Regions from separate parts of the Homo sapiens genome. Here region 1 is linked to region 2. Evidence: read pairs that join two places in POLR2A ChIA-PET (ENCODE). Cell type or tissue: OCI-LY7. All regions are shown on one strand. Each heading gives the region's core, and the rest is flanking DNA. Links, peaks and the distances in the headings are about the cores only.

Region 1 (7,173 bases), core at 764-5,763, 490 kb after region 2:
TGAACTCCAGCCTGGGCAACAAGAGTGAAACTCTGTCTCAAAAAAAAAAAAAAAAAAAAAAAAGAAATTAATTTCAAAAGGAAGCATGAAGCATGTTAACTACTACAATGGGAAGTGACTATCACCTGTCCTAAATAGAAGGCAATAAATACATTTATTTATTGTAAAATAAATACAGTAAACACAAAGCAGTGGCCGAGCATGATGGCTCACACCTGTAATCCCAGCACGCTGGGAGCCCAAGGCAAGGGAATCACTTGAGCTCAAGGCAAGGGACTCACTTGAGCTCAGGAGGTTGAGACCAGCCTGGGCAACATGGGGAAACCCTGTCTCTCCAAAAAAAAAAAAAACGGCTGGGCACGGTGGCTCATGCCTGTAATCCTAGCACTTTGGGAGCTGAGGCAGGTGGATGACCTGAGGTTAAGAGTTCGAGACCAGCGTGGCCAACATGGTGAAACCCCCGTCTCTACTAAAAATACAAAAATCAGCCAGGTGTGGTGGCACACACCTGTAATCCCAGCTACTCAGGAGGCTGAGGCAGGAGAATCGTTTGAACCCAGGAGGTGGAAGTTGCAGTGAGCCGAGATCACGCCACTGCACTCCAGCTTGGGCAATGGAGTGAGACTCCATCTCAAAAACAAACAAACAAACAAACAAACAAACAAAGCTGGATGTGGTGACTCACACCTGTAATCCCAGCACTTTGGGAGGCCGAGGTGGGTGGATCACTTGAGGTCAGGAGTTCGAGACCAGCCTGGCCAACATAGTCTCTACTAAAAATACAAAAATTAGTCGGGCATGGTGGCACATACCTGTAATCCCAGCTACTCGGGAGGCTGAGGCACAAGAATTGCTTAAACCCAGGAGGTGGAGGTTGCAGTGAGCTGAGATCGCACCACTGCATTCCAGCCTGGGCAACAGAGTGAGACTCTGTTTCAAAAACAACCACAAACCAGGGCTAGTAATTCTAACTCACTTCTGCTTTCCAAAAGCAGAATCTGAGGGCTGCTCTCTCTTTTATAAAAGGAAGATATTCGAACAAAAGGCCAGTGACAAAGGCTGTGTTATCTACAGAGATTTTCTTCCAAACAGAATCAGAAATATAGAAAATGGATACACTTTTTTGCGGTGTACTCCAATGTTATTTAGAGCAGCACAGCACAGTACATAAAATTGTCTCAAGTCGTTTAGGAAATGCTGAGGCTAGACCAGAAACAAGAGGGAGAAAATCGCCCGTTTAACAACTTTCCCCTTCATGAAGCTCGAGACACATATAGGACATGGGGCAAAGACCTGGTGTGGCTCAGGGACTTTCCACCTCCTAGCTGTGTAACCTTGAACTCACCTGTCGACATTTGGAGGCCTGGGGATTCTCAAGAAAAATGCAGTTAATGACAGCTTGCCTGCCTCACAGGGTCCCTTAAGAACCAATTGTGAGCCTACATGTCACAAGCCCTCATAGTCTGTAAAATGCTGAATAAATAGAGCAGATTGTAAGGCTATTCCCTGAGGCTAGGCATGAGGAGGTGAGCTGTGAGGAAGGGAGAACCAGCTCATTAACCAGGGGAACAAATGACAGTGTGATGGCATCCCTCCCACATCCATGGGGGCCTCTAAAATCAAGGAGCCAGCCAGTGGTAGGGCCTAGAGATGAGAGGACTGGTGGCCTCTCCAACTGCTTTCCAGTTCCAGGACCTCCAGCTTGTCACCAGGACAACCAGGCAGCCCTCACTCCCTGCACGGCAGCTCAGGTGTCACCCCAGGACATGGAATTGATCGAGAGGCCTCTGCCCCTTCCTTTGGTAGGTTTCTTTGCTGAATGCTCAAGAAGCAGCTCCCTGGTTAGGAATTCCAAGAACTTCTAACTGACAGGGAGTCCCAGCTGTCCCATCATGGAAGGCAGCCACCATATGTGTGGAGAGACTGTGAACTGTGAACTACACTTACGTAACCCTGAACTCGAGTCTTGCTCACAAGACCCAGCTCATGTTCCCTGCGCTGCGAAGCTTCCCAGGAATGGTCCGTGGTTGTTCTGTCTACTGTTGCATTTGACACAGGGCTCTGCCAAGGTATTCACCACATCTGCTTGTATATCCATCTCCCCACTAGACTCTGGGCAAGCCTCCAACTTTCAAATTATTATTATTTTTTTGAGACAGTGACTTGCTCTGTTGCCCAGGCTGGAGTGCAACACTGGTGCCAACATGGCTCACTGCAGCCTCGAACTCCTGGACTCTAGTGATCCTCCCACCTCAGCCTCTTATGTAGCTGGGACTGTAGGCATGTGCTACTATGCCTGGCTGATTTTAACAGTTTTTGTAGAGACAGGGGTCTTGCAATTTTGCCTAGGCTGGTCTCGAACTTTTGACCTCAAGTGATCCACCCAACTCAGCCTTCCAAAGTGCTGAGATTACATGCATGAGCCACCGTGCCCGGCCTAAACCTCCCATTTTATGTTTCCTCTGCCCCTGGTCTAACTCAGTGCCTGGTATGTGGCAGACACACAGGTCAGTGTTACAAATGACCATACCCTCACACTCGCTGTTCCAAATGATGGCTTCTTACTAAGAACCTGAGAATTTCTGCCTGCGGGTTTTGTCTGGGTGCGGATCAGGCCAAAGTTCCATGGAGTTAACACCCTGGGGCAACACTTAAGCAATGAAAACCAGCAGTTAGTGGATGAATAGCCCAGCACGGGACAACCCTGGGGCAGGTTCTGCACAGTCACCTGGCCAGACCCAGCAGCACTGAGCCCTGGCTGTCCACAGCAGTGACTGCTCATAACCACTCTGCCTTCTCTTTCAGTCTCACTTCCCCTCTACCATCTCACGCTTTCTGGGTCAAAGAAACTACTATCTTGGGGTCTGCTTCTGCTGGAGCTCAAACCAAGACAACTGGCTAGTTGGCTGATTGGCTGTGTGAATGGGCACGATTAGCAGCAAAGAAAGAAATGGAAGCCCGCGCGCCGGCTGGGCCCTGGCACATGCGCTGCCCCCACAGTGTGTCTAGACTACGTCGGGGCACGTGCACAGCCAACAGATCCGACACAGGAAAAAGCACTTCTCAGCTGTCCCCACCATCCTGCTATTTGTCATTCCATCCATCTGCTGTCCCCACGAAACGCTCACCCACGTCAGCTAAAATGGTACACTGGGCTTGGAATCGGCTGGGGAAATGTCAGGCTGACAGAACAGGGGGGACAACTGAAATAGCAACTGTGTGGACGGTGGTGGTGACACAAATCTGCCCCTTTGCGTAGAAGGCAGGACTCCCAGAGCTCAGGAGGCCTCTTGCGGAGGAATTGGTATGTGGCGAAGGCTGCAGGGAGGGGGCCCTGGGACTCAGGGGCAGCTAGAGCAGGGCCCTCTGCCCTGAGAGCTCTTCACCCCTTCCTCCCAGAATAGAGGAGATTGTCCAAACATAGAACTCAGTTTGTTTAAAGTCATTGTTTATTTTTAAATGTTCAGTTCGTTTTCCAATCAATCTTCCACGGTGCAGTTCAAGAAAAATGTGTGGATTTTCATGCCTGAGGTCAGTTGCAGGATGTACCTCGCAGAACAGCGTGTGCCCCTGCAAGCTGGGGATTGAGTGTTTTGTTCTGTTTTGTTTTCTCAGGGTAAAGGGGTCATTCTAAAAGCAGGACTGTTTGGATCTTAGAAGATTGGATATTTATTTATTATTTAAATTTTTTTCTTTTCTTTTTTTTTTTTTTTTTGAGATGAAGTCTCGCTCTGTCACCCAGGCTGGAGTGCAATGGGATGATCTCAGCTCACTGCAACCTCCGCCTCCCCAGTTCAAGCGATTCTCCCGTCTCAGCCTCCCCAACCAGCCGGGATTACAGGCGTGCACCACCATGCCTGGCTAATTTTTTTGTATATTTAGTATAGATGGGGTTTCATTTTGTTGGCCAGGCTGGTCTCGAACGTTTGACCTCAAGTGATCCACTCACCTCGGCCTCCCAAAGTGCTAGGATTACAGGCATGACCCACCGTGCCGGGCCTATTTTTTTTTTAATTTATTTTAGAGAGAAGGTCTCCCTATGTTGCCCAGGCCGTTCTCATACTCCTGGGCTCAAATGATCTGCCCACGTTGGCCTCCAAAAGTGCTAAGATTACAGGTGTGAGCCACCGCGCCTGGCCATGGATACTTATACATTCTTTCTACAAATATTTATTGAGTGCCTGTGTTGATCTAGGCACTGTCTTGAGCTCCAGGAAGAAAGCAGTGAGCAAATTCAACAAAATTCCCCACCTCTTCGAGATTACAGACCTGTGGGAGGGCTGGACAGTAAACAAATATATGTACAAATGTCAGGAGATTTTAAGTGTGAAGAAAAGCACAGGGGCCAGGTGTAGTGGCTCACACCTGTAATCATAGCACTTTGGGAGGCCAAGGCGGGTGGATCACCTGAGGTCAGGAGTTCAAGACCAGCCTGGCCAACATGGCAAAACCCTGTCTCTACCAAAAAATATAAAAATTAGCTGGGCATGGTGGCGGACGCCTGTAGTCCCAACTACTTGGGAGAGTGAGGCAGGAGAATGGTTTGAACCTGGGAGGCGGAGGTTGCAGTGAGCCAAGATTGCACCATCGCACTCCAGCCTGGGCGACAGAGCCAGACTCTGTCAAAAAAAAAAAAAAAAAAAAAAAAGGGAAGAAGAAAAGCAAAGGAAAGAAAATGCAATTTGAGTATTTGAGTTTGGGTGGCCAGGGAAGGTGTTCCAGTCATCTCACTGCATGCTAAGCCACCTCAAGACTAAGTGACTTGAAACAACAATCATTTGCTTATCTCTCATGATTCTGTGGACTAACTGGGCTCAGCTCGGCAGTACTTTTGTTCTATGCAGATTTTCTCTGCAGCTACAGTCCACTGGCGCTTGGCCAGGCTGGAACGGCCGGGATGCCTCACTTACATGTTTGGTGTCCTGGCAGGGATGGCTGGGGGGATGGGCTCAGTGGGGGTGTTTGGTCAACTGGGCTCCCCTTCCAGGTAGTCTCAGCACCTTTCCCTCTCCACAAGGCCTGTCTATGTGGCCTCTCACGTGGTCTCTCCATTTGGCCTTTCCAGCAAAGCAGCCAGACTTCTTTACATGACAGCTTGGGGCTCCTGCAATTCAGAAGCAGAAGCTGCCAGGCTGTGTCAAGGCTTAGGCCTGGAATTGGCAGGGCATCACGCCTGCCACGTCCTGTTTAGTTGAAGCCAGGACCGGCTGAGATCCCATGTGGGAGGAGGCCACACAAGGGAAGGGGTGCTGGGAGGCCTGGCTCCTTGCGGGCTGGCCACCCATGCCTCCCTGACCGTGCGCTGGCTAAGCAGAGACCAGGACAGAGGAAGGAGTGGGCCCTGCAGCGCTGAGGGGACACGCAAAGTCCCCGAGTCAGGGCTGTGCTGCAGGAGCAGCAAGGAAAGAAACAGGCCACTGTGGCGGGAGCTGAACAGCAGAGAGGAAAGATAAACGACGAGGTCAGGAGGCAGCCAGGGACCAGACTGTCCCGGCCACAGGCCACAGAGAGGGATTCAGGAGTTATTCCTAGTGGGATGAGAAGCACCGGACCTGCCTTGATCCATAACTGGTGGGTTCTGAAGCTGGGGACATCTCCGCCCCATCCCCACTGCTGGGTTCGCATGCTGCCCAGAACGGCCCTGTTTCAACTGCAGCCCCTGCTCCCAGCACCCTCCGGCTGCCTCTCTGCCTGATGGTCTCTCTGTGGCACTCAGCACCACTGCATGCCTGATATTTTACTGATGTCCCTATTGTCTTGTTTACCTTCTCACTCTAGAATGTAAACCTGAAACAGACAGGGATGTCTGTCTGTTTCATCCGTAGGCCCACAACCATTAAATAGTATTTGTTGTACCAATGAACTAACCAGCCCATCTCTGTAACCCCAGTTGGTGCTAACACTATATTGGGCCTCTAGCAAAAACTGCATGACTGAATTAATGCAACAACAACAACAACAAATACATATATATATATATATATTTTTTTTTTTTTTTTAAGAGACGGAGTCTCTCTTTGTCGCCCAGGCTGGAGTGCAGTGGCGTGATCTTGGCTCACCGCAAGCTCCACCTCCTGGATTCACGCCATTCTGCTGCCTCAGCCTCCCGAGTAGCTGGGACTACAGGTGCCTGCTACCACACCTGGCTAATTTTTGTATTTTTAGTAGAGACAGGGTTTCACCATGTTAGCCAGGATGGTCTCGATCTCCTGACCTCGTGGTCTGCCCCCCTCAGCCTCCCAAAGTGCTGAGATTACAGGTGTGAGCCACCGTGCCCAGCCAAAAAAATAATTTTTATAGTTCCAGTCAACTTATCTAAAAGTTGCTTTCAAATAAGCAATTATCCAGGGAAAATGAAGAAGAAAAAAAAAGCCTTCAAAGTAGCCCATGCCATGACCGACAGTCACAGGACAGCCTCTCATTCACCTATGATCCTGGTGTACTTGGTAAGTCAGTTACCAAGCAGTCATAGCCTGGCGAGCCCTGGATTAAAGGAGGAGAGGCCTGGAACAAGAAGGAAAATGCCAGCTGTCAGTGAGGGGAGGACAGAAAACTCAAAACACAAATGTGGTCGGGTCAGCAGGGCGATGTTTCAGAGCAAAGCAATCTAGGGCTGCATGGCAGGGACAAGCTGGCCCGTGGGCCTCAGCAGCTCTCCAAGCTGTGCCAGCAAACCACCTGACAACAGGCGATATCTGTAACAATCCTTACAACACTTTTCTTTTTTTTTTTTTTTTCAAGAAACAGGGTCTCATATGCTGCCCAGGCTAGACTCGAACTCCAGGGCTCAAGTGATCCTACAGCCTCAGCCTCCCAAGTAGCTGGGATTACAGGTTAGTGACAGGTGCCTGGCTAATTTTTTTTTTTTTTTTTAATTTTTATTTTTTTTATTGATCATTCTTGGGTGTTTCTCGCAGAGGGGGATTTGGCAGGGTCATAGGACAATAGTGGAGGGAAGGTCAGCAGATAAACAAGTGAACAAAGGTCTCTGGTTTTCCTAGGCAGAGGACCCTGCGGCCTTCAGCAGTGTTTGTGTCCCTGGGTACTTGAGATTAGGGAGTGGTGATGATTCTTAACGAGCATGCTGCCTTCAAGCATCTGTTTAACAAAGCACATCTTGCACCGCCCTTAATCCATTTAACCCTGAGTGGACACAGCACATGTTTCAGAGAG
Region 2 (7,173 bases), core at 1,434-6,433:
CCCAGGAGTTGGAGACCAGCCTGGGCAACATAGTAAGATCCCATTTCTACAAAAAATGTTAAAATTAGCTATGTGTTGTGGTGTGCACCTGTGGTCCCAGCTACTTAGGAGGCTGAGGTAGAAGGATCACTTGAACCTGGGGGTGGGTGGAGGCTGCAGTGAGTTGTGATCACCCCACTGTACTCCAGCCTGAGTGATAGAATGAGACACCGTGTCAAAAATAAATAAGTTAAAAGGCCCTGGAGGGCACAAAGGACCCTTTCCAACACCAGCAGTGTTTCAAAGAATGGGCTTTGGTCAATCAGGCCTGGACTAAAAGACTTACTGGCTATGTGTGACCTCAGGCAAGCTATTTAAACCTCCTAAAATGCAAGTTCTTCTGTAAAACAGGGATAACTATCTGTAGGGATGCTGATCCCCTTTACCCGCCAGTGCCCCTGTCCCCAGCTCTGTAATAACAGATGACACAGCCCTCTCCAGAAAGCAGCCCTTGGCCAACAAATGGTCATCTTGTCCAGGAAGCTACCAGGCCCTGCCTCATCCCCAACCCAGGCCAACGACTGACAGCACAGGAGTACAAAAGACCAACTCTCTCAACTCCTTGAGGGACCCAGCTGTGGTGTAATTCACATTCACACTCCAGAGCTTCCTGTGGGATCATGAGAAGGCCACAGCTGGACTCCGGCTGAGGACAAGTCCTTGCTCTGCTCCCTGCCCTGTCCTGCCCTTTTCCTCCCCTTCTCAGAGCCCTCCACTAAGACATCAGTGACAAAAAATCACTACCTAGAGCTCTGCTTAGAGGAAGCCTGACCTGAGCAGTATTTCACAAGGCTGCTCTTGGGATCCAGTGAGATACTACAGGGAAGCCTCACAGTGTGAGCGATCATCATCACCGTCATCATCATCATCATCATCCTAAATGGCCTGGAAGAATTATTTGAGCTGCTTCAAAACTGGCCCAGGCACTGTTCCCAGGATTCCATCAAGTAGGGTAGAAGCAAGGAGGTGGGTGGGGAGGAGGAAATGGCTGGGCCTCATGGAAAGTTGGAGGGACCCTGATTGGAGCAGACAGGCCTGGTGTACTGATGCAGGTACACACTGAGGTAGGAAGGGAACTGGAAGTTCACTGAGCACTTGCCAAGCTCCAGGTTGTACCCATGTTCCCACATTGTCGTAGTTTGGGTTTCCCCAGAAGCAGACCCTGAGAGAGGGATCTGAGTGCAAACAGTTGACTGGGCAGTGATGCCAGGAAACATGACGGGTGGAGTGGGAAAGTGAGGCAGGAAGGGAGAGCAGTCAGCGAGGGCTATTACCAATGGATCACCACTGTGGGCACCTGGAGCTCAATCCTGGTGAGTATCTCTGGGTGCCAATGCAGAACAAAAGCCTCAGAGTTGGTCTACAAAGGCGAGAGGGAGCTGGTGTGTTTATACACCAACTCCCATCAGTTCTGGTTGAGGCTGCTCCCTGCTCCTGGGGACAGGAGTTCCCCAACACCCCACTACAGGCGGAGCAGCCTCCAGCTGCTTGGAGAAAGTCCTCAGGCAAAGCTGCAGGGATGGCAGTGGGAGGAGGCCAGAGCCCCTGGAGAGGGAAGCCCTGAGGCACCCACAGGTCTGCTACACTACTTCACCCACGTCACTGCTGGGAAGGAGAGCCTGCATTTGCATTTTGAAGAAGAAAAAGCAGCTCAGAGAGGTTAGGCCACTCACCCATAGTCAAACAGCTGCAGAATCTGATTTTTCAATTATGCCAGGGCCCCCCAGAATCAGGCCTGTGAGGAACTGTTGGAGGCTGGGGGAGTCTGAGCACTGCAGGAGAGGAAGCTCCTGAATAATGTGCTCCTGCAATTAACGGGCTCAGAGGCAGAGCTAAAAACAAGACTTTTTCATGTATTTTCTGAGCGGAAACAGTTGATGGACTGTAGCTTAATGAAGACAGATCTATATAAAATCACTTTGTAAATTATACTGTACAATATAGATACTAGTTCCCAACACCAGGGCCCTCAAAACACACCCACTACTGCCCACTCTTCAAAGCACATCTAGCTCAGTAAGCACTGTCCAGTGACCAATTCACCCCTATTTGGTTCGAGGGAAAACGCACAAAGGTATGCCACTCTAGCAGTCTGTTTTCAGCCACAGTACCCTCGGCTTACCTGATCAAACCCAAACTGGGTTTTCTAGAGGAAGGGCTTCAAGGGGTCATGATTACCTTCTTGTGCCTGTCCTTTGCCGCACTGATATCATCTTGCAGAAATTGGGCTTCCAGCTGAAGGCGTAGGTTATGCAGCAAGGCTTCATCAGCTTCCTGCAATGAGAGCCACATATCCCTGGCCACAGGCACCATGGAGCATAGGGGTAAAGCTGGCCGGGTATATGAGCACACAGACCACCTGGGAGCTTACTGAAATGCAGACTCTGGTTCAGTAGGTCTGGGAGGGGTCTGAGATTATGCATTCTAGCAAGGCAATGGCTTAGCCCATTGGACCTGTTCTAGAAGAGCAGTTCTCAACAGAGGGTGATTTTGCCCCCCAAGGGGACATTTGGCAGTGTCTAGAGACATTTTTAGTTGTCACCACTTTAGTGGTAGGGTCCTTCTATTGGCAACTAGTGGGTAGAGGCCAGGGACACTGCTAAATACCCTACAATACACAGGACAGCATCCCCCCACAACCCTGCACACAAGGAATTCCCTTGCCTAAAGGGTCAATACAGCCAGGGTTAAGTAACCTTGATCTAGAAAGATCGGAGCGCTAGGTATATTTACATACCAAATAAAGTTAATATTTAAGTAACGTCTATATTTGTTCTATATCTCATCATCAGTGAGTTGGGTTTCTAAGACTGAAAGAAAAAAATTGTTTTCCCTTAAATCCTGAAATCTGTATTCTAGCAGTTTTCTCCCAAGGACTGTTAACATTTACCTTGAGAAGATGCATCTTTCATACAAAAATGCATTTTTAGAATGACTGTTTTGTGAATAGCATTTGTTTGTTCCTCTAAGGTTGGAAACGACATTGATCACAAAAGGTTGAATTTTCTCAGGAAACTTTCTGATAATTCACTGGCTCTTGCCTCATTGATCTTGTTTGGATAGACCAAGTAGGTATGAAAGAATTATTCATGCTCTTAATAAGATTGTGCTATGATGTCCAGAAGTGACTTATATACTTTGGCATCTTCGGTGTGATATTACAGGTGAGCATTACTTGGGTTCATCAGGATTCCCCAGTCTCCCAAGATACCTCTGCCATGCACACCTGCCAACACCTGAGGCCTTGGGAAGTGAATTTTTACTGACTTATTAGTGACTTGCTAATAAACATAATGAGTCTTAGCAATGGGCTCTCATTAATCAAGGGGAACACGTGGTCTGACTAAAATATGTAAGAGACACTCTCCATACTCGCATGAACAGAGTTATGACAGTCACGATATGTGGACTGGCCATGAGATGTAGGGACACTCCCCACCCTTGTGCTACTAGGGTTTCGGTCTGGCAAGGCCTTGAGACTGCACTCTTAAGAAAGGCACTTGGGGCCGGGTGTGGTGGCTCACACCTGTAGTCCCAGCACTTTGGGAGGCTGAAGCAGGTGGATCACCTGAGGTCAGGAGTTCGAGACCAGCCTGACCAACATGGAGAACTCCATCTCTACTAAAAGTACAAAATTAGCTGGGCATGGTGGCACATGCCTGTAATCCCAGCTACTCAGGAGGCTGAGGCAGGAGAATCACTTGAACCTGGGAGGCAGAGGTTGCAGTGAGCCAAGATCATGCCATTGCACTCCAGTCTGGGCAAAAAGAGCAAAACTCCATCTCAAAAAAAATTAATTAATTAATTCAATAAAAATAAAAGGCACTTGGTTCCTTAATTGCTCTTGTGAAAGACCACTGGTGTAGTAAGATTTCTGATTGTCTGATGCTGACAAGAAGGATCCTGAAATTCTGACTCTATTGTAGCCTCTGCCTTCAATGAGCTTTCCATGCAAAGTGTTCTCTTAGCACCTAAGACACCAGAGCTGAGACTTCATGGAGCCTACAGAGAAGGTTGTATGGACCTTGGGGGCCTGCATCACAATAAATGTTAATATTTAACAAATCTCTTTCTGTGTGAATTTGGTCTAAAGCATTAGCAAGATGGTAAGGGAGTGGCCAACCCTCACCCAACTCAAACTTCTGAAGCTCTTTTATCTACCCAAGAGAACTGAAGATTTTATCTTACAGAACTTGAGAGTTGTACAAGATCAAATTAGTCAATGTGCAACCCTTAGGAATGTATCTTAAAACATTTCCTTCCTTTTCCATTAGCCACCTGCAGTGGAGCTGCCACCAAAATGCAGATTTTTGTGAAAACCCTCACAGGGAAGACCATCACCCTCAAGGTTGAACCCTCAGATACGATAGAAAATATAAAGGCCAAGACCCAGGATAAGGAAAGAATTCCTCCTGATCAGTAAAGACTGATCTTTGCTAGCAAGCAACTGGAGGATGGATGTGCTTTGTCTGACTACAACATTCAAAAGGAGTCTACTCTTCATCTTGTGTTGAGACTTCGTGGTGGTGCTAAGAAAAGGAAGAAGTCTTACACCACTCCCAAGAAGAATAAGCACAAGAGGAAGAAGATTAAGCTGGCTGTCCTGAAATACTATAAGGTAGACGAGAATGGCAAAATTAGTCACCTTCATCGAGAGTGCCCTTCTGATGAATGTGGTGCTGGAGTGTTTATGGCAAGCCACTATGACAGACATTATTGTGGCAAATGTTGTCTGACTTACTGCTTCAACAAACCAGAAGACAAGGAACTGTATGAGTTAATAAAAGACATGAACTAACAAACAAAACAAAACAAACAAACAAACAAAATCATTTCCTTTTGCGTTTCCTCCTGCCTCAGCCTCCCAAGTAGCTGGGACTACAGGTGCACACCACCACGCCCAGCTAATTTTTCTATTTTTGGTAGAAACGGGGTCTCACCATGTTGGTCAGGCTGGTCTTGAACTCCTGACCTCAGGTGATCCACCCACCGTGGCCTCCCAAAGTGCTGGGATTACAGGTGTGAGCCACCGTGCCTGGCCAACTTTAAACTTTCTAGAAGTAGCCACTTTAAATAAAATAAAAAGAAACAGGTGAAATTAATTTTAATAATATATTTTATTTTACCCAGTATACCCAAAATATTATCATGTCATCATGTAATCAATAAGTTAGTAGTGAGATATCTTCCATTCTTGTTTTCAGATGAGGTCTTTGAAACTGCTGTGTATTTTACACTCATAACACATCTCAATTCGAACTCCCCACATTGCAGGTGCTCCACAGCCACATGCGGCTGGTGGCTGCCATACTGCATGGCACGGCTCTATGGGAGCAATTTTCGGCAACGGAACATCTTGTTCCTCCTCAGTGCTCCTCCAGGTTTCTGCTGCAGGGTGAATCCCCAGGTAAGGAACTCTCGACAGAAGAAGGAAGGACACCAGTGTCCAGAGTCATTCCTCACCCCGGCCCCTGGACTCTCCTGCCTACTCTCTCCAAGGCTCCTCCTGATTCCTGGCCCTGGCACCGGGCTCCTGCTGCCACCAGCACCACTGCCCACTGGGAGAAGCAAGAGCTCCTGGGAAAACCACTCCCTTCAACAAATCTACACGTGGTCTGAAGTTTTTGGGGGTTTTTGTTTTAAATCAGAAATAAAAGAATGAACCAAATTACAAAAAGGGACACATTTTTCCAGATCCAGGACACTGAACTGTCCAAACTACAAGAATATGAAATCTAACTATGGGACTTAGCTTCTGAGCTCATTCATGTGTTTAATTAATTAGCCATTGACCTTTAACGAGCTCTGCCTTCAGGGGGTTACCATTCTGAGCCCTTAATGATGGGTCCTCACATCCTGCGACCCAGGGACAGTGAGGGAGGGTCTAATGAAAACTCAGCTATAGCGTTTCTTCTTCCAGAAGGCGTGCGCTACCCGGCCCGGGGCGATCAGACCCAGACTGATGCACTCATGCAAATCAAGGCCTTCCTACCGCAGGGGAAGTGGGCAGGCCCCTTGGAGATCCTGGTGTCTGGTCTTCTGAAATACCCAGAAGTATTTCACAAGCCTGGGAAGCCCTTTCATAAGAGAAATGGTGGAAAGGGAAGCCTGAATCTTTCCAGCAACAGAAAAGGGTGGAGGATTCAGAAAAACCCTGGTTCATTTGTAAAATACCAGCCAGACCTCAGGAAAGACGGAAACCAAGGCAGTTCCAGGAATCTAAGTAGCAGGAGTCAAGGACCTGTCCTCAGAGTGACCCAGCTCTGAATCAGTTCATCCCTGCATCCCTCCCTCAGGAGAGCTGTGATTGGCCAGCATGGGTCACATGACCACCATCTTGCCTGACAGCTGGACCACACGATGTGAAGGAAAATCACAGTGTTCCCGGACGCATCCCACTCCCTTCAAAGGCAGTGGTTCCCTGTGGAGTGATTCTCAGCCCCGGGGATGGGACCACACCCTCAGAGAGGCTTGGCTAAATCTGGGCCAGAGGTGCAGGAGTATTGGGTGGATGTTGTTCTATCTTCCCTCTGCCCCTCTTAAGACTGCTGAGGATGGGGTGGGGCACAGAATTCTCAATCACTCTTAACAAAATGCATCCAAGATTGAGCCACAAAGCTGAATGACTGGAAACAGGGCTTCAAGGACCCTTTGTGTTATTATTTATAAGGAATCAAACATTACAAATTTTAGAAATAGAAGGAACCCTGGGGTCACTGGTCCTCAAACTTTTGTTAAGCCACATGTGCCATCCTTTGAACAAAGCAGTCCATGGAAGCCACTGTACTGAAGCAAAGCCAAGGGGCCACAGGCATCTCCCATGCTCAGCTGCCCTCTTCCCTCAGAGACCCTTCAAGCAACTCGATGCAACATGAGGGCTCTGCCAAATGCACCTTGAAGTCCAGAGCCTCCCTCCATGTATGCAGGGCTGAGGCCAGACTGATGCAGTGCATCATTGAACTCGTGAATGGAAGTTAGTGGAAGATAACAGGCCTGGAACCTACCATGGGCTTCTCTCTCCTAGCCAAGAGCTGAGTGCTAAGCCCTGACTCCATCCTTCGAGGTGCCTGTCATTCTTCCCCACCTCCCTCCTAGGATTGTGTCAAAACCACCAGCACTGGGTCCCATCAGTTA

The links. ChIA-PET counts read pairs that join two places held together with the same protein. Peaks named below come from ENCODE experiments on the same cell type or tissue, not always from the same donor. Only the 100,000 strongest peaks of a DNase experiment are listed, where the experiment ranks them.
Region 1: POLR2A ChIA-PET joins it to region 2 with 6 read pairs; 4 of 35 experiments call an interaction of 5 or more read pairs at or near these places.

Annotation. Positions count from the first base shown.
Region 1 is chr20:18,002,720-18,009,892 of GRCh38, forward strand. No RefSeq gene overlaps it. Among named protein-coding and RNA genes, the nearest start is that of MGME1, 37 kb to the left of the region's middle. RefSeq lists enhancers at 2,440-3,001, 3,050-3,109, 4,688-5,249, 5,250-5,810. In OCI-LY7, for the core only: no CTCF peak of the experiment used is centred there; a DNase peak (open chromatin) is centred at 2,802.
Region 2 is chr20:17,512,504-17,519,676 of GRCh38, forward strand. It overlaps BFSP1 (beaded filament structural protein 1), which reads right to left. Exons shown (of 8, transcript NM_001195.5): 3 at 2,218-2,313. It also overlaps the pseudogene RPS27AP2. Among named protein-coding and RNA genes, the nearest start is that of BFSP1, 15 kb to the right of the region's middle. In OCI-LY7, for the core only: no CTCF peak of the experiment used is centred there; no DNase peak of the experiment used is centred there.